2 separate regions of the Homo sapiens genome follow, and region 1 is linked to region 2. A link is a loop called in an ENCODE intact Hi-C map of the cell type or tissue named here. Cell type or tissue: endothelial cell of umbilical vein. All regions are shown on one strand. Each heading gives the region's core, and the rest is flanking DNA. Links, peaks and the distances in the headings are about the cores only. Region 1 has its middle 35 kb from the start of SPRY1. Region 2 has its middle 48 kb from the start of SPRY1.

What was found. Peaks named below come from ENCODE experiments on the same cell type or tissue, not always from the same donor. Only the 100,000 strongest peaks of a DNase experiment are listed, where the experiment ranks them.
Region 1: a loop joins it to region 2, with 9 times the contacts of the local background. A loop is called at or near these places in 2 of 110 quality-filtered maps.

What each region holds. Positions count from the first base shown.
Region 1 is chr4:123,359,705-123,364,103 of GRCh38, reverse strand. No RefSeq gene overlaps it. Among named protein-coding and RNA genes, the nearest start is that of SPRY1, 35 kb to the left of the region's middle. In endothelial cell of umbilical vein, for the core only: no CTCF peak of the experiment used is centred there; a DNase peak (open chromatin) is centred at 2,473; H3K27ac peaks cover 2,055 bases.
Region 2 is chr4:123,442,450-123,446,848 of GRCh38, reverse strand. No RefSeq gene overlaps it. Among named protein-coding and RNA genes, the nearest start is that of SPRY1, 48 kb to the right of the region's middle. In endothelial cell of umbilical vein, for the core only: no CTCF peak of the experiment used is centred there; a DNase peak (open chromatin) is centred at 2,398; H3K27ac peaks cover 916 bases.

The DNA of each region.
Region 1 (4,399 bases), core at 134-4,133, 83 kb after region 2:
TGTCTCAAAACAACAACAACAAACAAACAAACAAACGAAAACAAAGTGTTGCATGGGGAAAATGTCATGAGGACATCTTAGGCTGCAGGGATGAGGCAGGCAGGTGGCGAACACAGGTGAAGGGCCCCAGGTATAAGAAATACACAGCCCTCTCAGTCTACTTTCACTTCTCTTTTTTCAGAGATATGGGTACTGAGATGGTTTTCTATTCTAACAAAAACAACATGAGCATTCTGATAAGTGACAGTTCTGCAGCCTCAAGGTAAGTTACCTAATCTGGAGTGATGGGGCCTATGGTGAATTTGAATATGCCTTAGTCTGCTGTCTAAAGGAGGCAGCTGCCACCAGCTCCTGCTGAACACCATCTTGTGGGAATATGGGCCCAGTGTGGGCAGGAAAAAAATGTAAATTAAGGTTACTACTAAGAATATTGCACAAAAAAGCTTCTGTGGGCCCAGGCCCCTTTACAAGGATGGGGCAATTTATTGGCTCTGGCCTTTGGTGAGCAACCTGTGAAATTATCTTCCTAAAGATCACAGTAAGTACCTGGCTCTAATTCCCCACTTGCAAGCATAATGTTTACAATGGGGCAAAGGGTGGTTTTATTTGAAAGAGAAGAAAACTCGCCATCTTGCATTTTTGGGTATCAGACAATAGCAGTCAAAAGTTGCTCTGTGCTCCAAGTGCCCCTCATGGGCCAGGGGATACTCTCTGTTTAAACAGGAGCTTCCCTAAACTTTCAGTCCTGGGCTGGAGGAACTGCTCCATCAGAGTGGATTGGGTGGTCTCCCAGGGACGAGGGGTGTCCATCATGCTCTGCCCCAGTCTCCTGCCAGCTTTCTCTGCAGCCTCCGGGTTTACTTACTTCTTAGCAACTTTTGCTCCATTCTCTCTGCTTTCAGATGTCTTTCTTGGTTTTGGCATTTTACAGGAAGTCTTGGGGGCTCCTCCTGAACAATGCCACTGGGGGAATTATATGCAAAGGTTGATCCTATTTCTTTCCCTGAGGTTTACCAAAGACTGTTTTCTTTACATGATGCTGATAAAATAGGCCATCCTTTTGAATCTATCCTCTCTGCTATTTGCAGCCCTCTCCTTTCATGTCTTCTGGTTTCCACCACCCTGGGGAATTACATTGTTTAGCATTTCCGAGCAAAAAAAGAGCTGTCCTTTTGTTAGATTCTGCCTGTCACTAACCCCACACAGAATGCATACAAATCCATCCCAGCCCTGCTGTCCTTCTACTATGGCCTTCAATGGCCTATATGCAAAGCATGCCCTTTATTTTTCCAGAAACTGTCAGAGTACCCTAGTTCTCCTCCAAGTTAATTTCACATTATGTTACAAAGTGGGCAATGCCAAGTTATCAGAGACTTTGTTACCCACAGCTCTATGGAAGCTGTACCTTATATAAAGGAATTACCTGCCTGTTCCAAACTAGCTCTCTACAGCCTCAGGAAACATGGAATTTACATGTTATATTAGTCAGAGATCTCCAGAGAAACAGAACCATAGGATATTTATGTATTTATTTATTATGAGAGATTGGCTCCCATGATCATGGAGGCTAAGAAGTCCCATGATCTGCCATCTGTCTGCAAGATGGAGGCCCAGAAAAGCCAGTGATGTAGTTCCAGTTCAAGGGCAGAAGAAGACAGATGTCCCAGCTCAAAGAGAGAGTGAATTTGCTCTTCCCCAACCCTTTTGTTCCATTCAGGGCTTCTTTTCTAAGTCTACTGATTCAAATGCTAATGTCTTCTGGAAATACCCTTCCAAACATACCCAGAAGTAATGTTTTACCAGCTATCTGGGCATCCCCTAGTCCAATCAAGTTAACACATAAAATTGACCACTACATGCATAATACCCATTCATTTAACTAGATTAAAAACTCCACTGAGGAAAGAATGATAACATACACAGATTTTTTTATACTAGATCATTTAGCAGAATACATGCATGATTCACGGCACTCAGTAGATTTTAGCTATACTGCTTATTATAAAAGCAAGGGTTATGATTCTGATCATTCAAAACAGGATATGGTTGCAAAAAGTTAATGGAGTCTTTCCTAAATGAACACTTTGATTAACTAAACCTAACAGAGTGAAATTGATATAGGTTGAAGGATACCTAAATGTTCTTATTTCTGTGTTCTGACCGATTCTGACTGTGGCTGTTTGGAGCTATATAAATTAATAATTTGTAAAAAACAAAACCTTCAAATTTGTCTTCTGGATATCCTTCATTTGTCCTTTCTGGATAATTCTTTTTTGGATTCATACAATTTCCTTATTTTGTACAGGATGATTAAGATAACATGTGTTTGGCATTTGTTTACCATGAGTCATGTACCATGATCTTCCTGTCCAATTCAGTTTATTTTTTTTTAAGTAGAAAATGTTCAGACAGCTGGAACTTTTAAGTTCTATTTTTTTCTTTCAGTCCAAGGAAACTCACACATTGAGGCAGTTTTTTAAAGCTTCTACAAATGATCCCACAGTAAGGAAAAAGCTGATAACTCATGCTACTTGGCCAGTGGCCAGATTTGGGCAATCTTTGTAGGAAATTAAATATCTACATGAAGAATGGTCAACTTCATGGCAAAGATGTCTTGTGGGGTCACCTTGCTGTAAGAACTGTTGCTACCATGTCACTTTATCAAGCCCAGGAGGTAGTGTGTGAATTCTGGATGTCTTAATAGTCAAACTAGCAGCCTACTCCACACTCTCCTGGAGGCTAATCTTTTTTTTTTTTTAATGTTTTTTTTGAGACAGAGTTTCACTCTTGTTGCCCAGGCTAGAGTACAATGGCACAATCTCAGCTCACCACAACCTCCGCCTCCTGGGTTTAAATGATTCTTCTGCCTCCGCCTCCTGAGTAGCTAGGATTATAGGCATGTGCCACCACCCCTGGCTAATTTTTTGTATTTTTAGTAGAGATGGGGTTTCTCCATGTTGGTCAGGCTGGTCTCGAATTCCTGACCTCAGGTGATCCGCCCGCCTTGGCCTCCCAAAATGCTGGGATTACAGGCATGAGCCACTGTGCCTAGCCTCTGGAGGCTATTCTCAAAGAGTGGCCAGCCCTGACAGAGGTGGGTAAGGAAGTAGCTCTAAACTTTCAATAGAAAAATAAGAATTCAGGAAGCCCCAAACCATTATAGAAATTCGAAAGGCATCGATGCATTAGAGACTCACCCCCAAAAGCCAAGTGTCTAAGAAACTGAGCATAGACACAGTCAGATATAAATCATGGCCACCACTGGTGGTATTTAGAAAGGGGAAATGCTGGCAAGTGTGTGTCAACAATATTACCCAAATGGATGGCTCACCTGCCACTGACTAGGGAAAACAAGGAGAGTCATAACACTTATGTTTAGCCAGCCACGGTGGCTCTTGCCTGTATTCCTAGCTACTTGAGAGGATGAGGGGAGAGGACTATTTGAGCCCAGGAGTTCAAGTCCAGCCTGGGCAACATAGTGAGACTCCATTTCTTTAAAAAATTAGTAAAATAAAAGCACTCATATTTATATATTGAGGTTTCTTTTATCCTATGAGTTCAAGTATTCACCAATATGGTTTCAGTCATCTTCACAATATTAAAGCTAACATTCCCTTTAGTCAACTTAAGCCATCTCTCATTGCTTGTTCTTAATAGAATTTCATTTTCATAACGTCAGAGCTGCAGGCCTTCCATGTTTCAGCCACCTAAGGGAGGAAGGAAACTGACACTATGGGAGCATCTTCCAATTCAGGCCCCCATACTAGGCACGGTTACTGTTCTGGCAGCTTAGAAGGCCCCCTAGATTTATGCAACCATGGTTTTCTGCTCATGACCAAGATGGCCCACCAGCAGCTGCATTCTTGGAGATTGTAGATGAAACATTTTGTCTGTGGTAGGAAGGAAGCTTGTTGCTGCCGTCTGGCAGGATCATGCTGTTACAGTGTTCCACCTGCTTAGCAGGCTGGTCCGGCTGCAGCAGCTATTTGCAATTCCTCATGTCACTCATGACCTGCCACTACCTCAATTCACACTGCATGGACCTCCCCTTTCCTGCTCTGGGACTTCTGGTTGCCACTGAGCTGTGAGATTCAGTGATATCTCTTGGTGCCCATGCTCTTGCAAGAGCTCATCTGGCCAGCCCATCATGCTGCAGACTGCAGAGAGGCAGGTAGGGAATGCTGATGACTTTTTGTGGCTCACATTGCGGAGCCTCTTGGGTCAGCTTCTAGAAAGATTAGGTCATACACCCGGAAGTGCAGAAAGCAGACACCCTGTGGGCAAACTTTAACCAATGAGAGTGGTAAATAATGTGTCCTCCCTTCCACCACCCAGACAAACCATACTGAGAGTAGGAGAGCTGCAGATGGTTGGGAGGCAGAACTGTGAGAACAGGTAG
Region 2 (4,399 bases), core at 142-4,141:
ATATCCATTGCTCTTTTAAAACACATGGATGTAGATGTATATATATATACACATTTATGTATCACTGTATTCTTTTTTTTTTTTTTTTTTTGAGACGGAGTTTTGCTCTTGTCACCCAGGCTGGAGTGTAATGGCTCATTGCAACCTCCACCTCCCAGGTTCAAGTTATTCTCCTGCCTCAGCCTCCCGAGTAGCTGGGATTACAGGTGCCCACCACCACACCTGGCTAATTTTTGTATTTTTAGTACAGACGGGGTTTCACCATGTTGCTTGGCCAGGCTGGTCTCGAACTCCCGACCTCAGGTGATCCACTCGCCTTCGCCTCCCAAAGTGCTGGCATTGCAGGCATGAGCCACTGTGCCTGGCCTATCACTGTATTCTCAAAAGTATTTTTAGAAAATTTGGCATGTTTCATGCTGATTTTTTGAGAGAAATATAGTTAACTAGTAAAGCACAAATTAAAATTGAAAAGGTAGAGCACACCAATCATTTTTCTTTGTGATATACACACATGCATAATATTTATGAAAACAACCATTCTTAAGCATTGAAACAAGGCCATTGGGAACCTTGGACTTGGTTTGGGTACATCTAGAACATTTACATGATGGTGAGTTCCTGCTGCTTCATCTCTAAAATGGAGCTGGTAATACTCACTCTGCAATTTATATCTTTAACTTCCTTTGTGTATAGGCTAATGTACATATTTTCCACATTGTGTAGCAAATATAGCCCCCCTGTGTGACACTGAAAAACAATTGTGATTTTCCCCACCCTCCCCACCCACAAAAGAGTCAGTACCAAGTAGACTATGTCCTCAATTCTCCTACCTGTGATTTTTAAATTTTTTTTTTTTTTTTTACTACTGAGTAATCACCAACTCTCTGTTACATCCCAACACTGCAAACCTATGAAACAAAACACGGACCAGAACTTCTGAAATAAAGCAGAAAGGTAGAATTCATTTTAAGCCACCACAATTGGCAGGCCAAGAGTTAAGAAACAGTGTGGACATTAGCATTAAGTATTACCTACAACAAAAATTTAGGGTTGCGTGGTCTGTAGGCATTTTCCCCCTCACATGGAGAACTAAGAAACTTCAAATTTTTATTTTTATTTTTATTTTTTTGAGACAGAGTCTCACTCTCTGTCACCCAGGCTGGAGTGCAGTGGCGCGATCTCACTGCAACCTCTGCCTCCCATGTTCAAGCGATTCTCCTGCCTCAGCAAATTTTTATTTTATTTTATTTTGAGACTGGGTCTCATTTTGTTGTCTAGGCTGGAGTGCAGTGGTGCAAACACTGCTCACTGCAGCCTCAACCTCCCAGGCTCAAGCAATCCTTCTGCCTCAGCCTCCTGAGTAGCTGAGACTACAGGCATGTGCCACCATGCCCAGCTAATTTTTTATTTTTTGTAGAGACAGGGTTACCCAGGCCGGTCTCAAACTCCTGGGCTCAAGCCATCCTCCCACCTTGGCCTCCCAAAGTGTTGAAATGACAGGTGTGAGCCATCGTACCTGACCAAAATTTTAGATGTTAATGTTAATAAACTTTTAAAAGAATCCCAAAATGCTGCTATGCCTGTATAGCAGAATATTCATCTCCTGGGTGAAACTGAAGGTGTTAAAACAAAAATTTCAAACTCACCCACTCTACTAGTTCTGGCAGATATTCCTGAGAATTTTAAATCCAAAGAATTTAAGGACTATTATGAAAGATACAAAGTCACAAATACCGTTTTACCTAGGAAGCATGTAAAGTCATGAATATTTTTCCCTAATTTTTAAAATAAAAAATGAGTTAGCTTTCAATAATTAAACTCATTCTTTGTTATATGTTTTATTATTATATTTGTTACTTAAAATAATTGAGACCTGGAAAATTGCTGTGAGAAACTCAATAGTCCATTTGATTAATATTCTAATGTAAGGTTATATTCAAGTCAGTTTAATTGTAATAATATTTGTATGCTTAAATAATATATACTGAAACCCTGGAGTAATCTTCTATTCCTCTGAAATACATGGTTATTAAGGAATGAGTTAAATATGTACAAGTGAATTTTTTAAAATGCCATTTGTTTTTCAGTTTACTAAAGAAAATGTATTTTTGCAACCAGGATCCACTGGGCTGCTTTATTCAACCCCGCGTCTCCCCGCCCCCACCTGTTCCACATGAGGCCTGAGCTATACTAAAATTTTGCAAAGCCTTGCATTGTTCTCCCTGACACCGGATCAGCCCACACAAAAAAGCAACTGCCCGCTCAAAAGCAATCCGGTGATGGAGCCTGGTGCTATCTAATCAAGGGCAAAAGGTCACTTCCGAACAACTGGGCAATAAAAGATTATTTCTAGCGACAAAACAGGGAGGCCCAGTGGTGGGGGGTAGAATGTGGGGAGGAGCTGGGGAGGAAGGAGGGCAAAAGGGCTCCAGTCTGTGGGAGGAAGTGCATTGACTCAAGGCAGCAGACGGGAACCATCTGGCTCCTTCTGAGGTCTGTTTTTTAAGACAAGAGAGAAAGCCCCCTTTAAAGGGGACAGTGACTCTGGGCTGTGCGATTCACACTTTTGCATAATATAAAACCAGCTTTCCCAGACCTAGAAAAATCAGGGAGAGAGGGAAGGAGGGAAGAAATCTTTCCCAAATGGAAGGATTTGTCTTAGCAAATGTTAACCAGAGGAACTGCTGCTTTTGGTCTCAGCAGATCAGTAAATAAACTCTCTTGATAAGCACTAAGTAGACGATCCAGCAACTGGTGTTTAATTATTATTTGAAGTTAACCTTAACTTAAAACACATGCACACACAGTTTTTAAAGAATATAAAATTCCGTTTTGGTGATACTGCTGTGCTAACATCTTCCGTCCTCCCAGGAGCTACTTCTGCTGCACCACTCCCTTCCCCCATCACCAATCTTCTGGCTTCCAGAGTCTTTTCACTTGTTCTTATTGAAGCACCTTTGAATGGGTGCGAGGAAATTAAAGGGCCTATTATATTCAGCCTAGTTGCTTTGGTCTGGGGAAAACTAGAATTACAGATAGTGTACCCTATTTTCCCCACCCTCCCCACCCACAAAAGAGTCAGCACCAAGTAGACTATGTCCTCAATTCTCCTATCTGTGATTTTTAATTTTTTTTTTTTTTTTTTTTTTTTTTTTTTTACTACTGAGTAATTACCAACTGAAATAGAAAGTGCCCAGGCTGAGAGATCACCGCTGGCTGTGTGGCTGCAGACATGAGATCCTGATTACAGTAATTCAAAATCTACAGAACAGGAAGCCTGATCATCTTCAGACTTGTTTCTCTTTTTTGAGGGGGTGGAGGAAGAGAAGTGCAGCATGGCTAACAGACCAGCAGATCTGGGACTGTTCAGGGTGGGCCACTGTTTGATATTCATGTTTTTCAATATAAGCATCTTTTTTTTAAATGGCTGTGTCTGAAAATTGGAATTTGGAATAAATATCTGCTGACCAACCCAGCAGCACTGCTAGGAAGGAAATAGAGCATTTAAATGTCTATTTCTCTGAGGACAACCAAACCTTTGTCCCAATAGAACACATTCACAAACTGTTCTACAGAGGAAATTTCATGTAAGTAGGAAGCAGAAATGGAGATAAGGAAACTAGAACTTGCTTTTTGACATCCACATAAGCATGAGAAAATATTATGACAGAAAAATAATAAAATGACATTATAAATGTCAATAACTTTTATTACTGTCTACTACATATTGGTCACTGGACATTAGGTATAATGGGACTGCCACAGAAAGGTACCTAACCATTTTCTCAAGGTGTTTATAATCTAAAAGTGGGTAGGATAAACCCACTTGGAAAACATGCAAAAGAATATATACATCAGTCCAATACTAATTGTTCCTTCATGCTTAAGGGATACTGGAATAAAATGTTCTTAGATTAGGCTGGGTTACTTTGAGAAGACTTTAATGGTGAGATGAATTTCAAACAGAATTTAAGAGAAGGGTAGCCAAGCGTGGTGGCTCACGCCTGTAATCCCAGCACTTTGGGAGGCCAAGGCGGGCGGATCACAAGGTCGGGAGTTCAAGATCGGCCTGGCCAATATGGTGAAACCCCGTCTCTACTAAAAATACAAAAAATTAGCCAGGCGTGGTGGCACACGCCTGTAGTCCCAGCTACTCGGGAGGCTGAGGCAGGAGAATGGCATGAACCCGGGAGGCAGAGCTTGCAGTGAGCCGAGACTGTGCCACTGCACTCCAGCCTGGGTGACAGAGCGAGACTCTGCCTCAAAATAATAATAATAATTAATTAATTTTAAAAAATAAAAGAAGGGTAGATATGCTTTGGGAGAGTGAAAAGAACATAACAGTCTCTCCCAGCCAAGCAAGTTTAAAGGTGGAATGACAAATTCCGAGTCTGCTCAG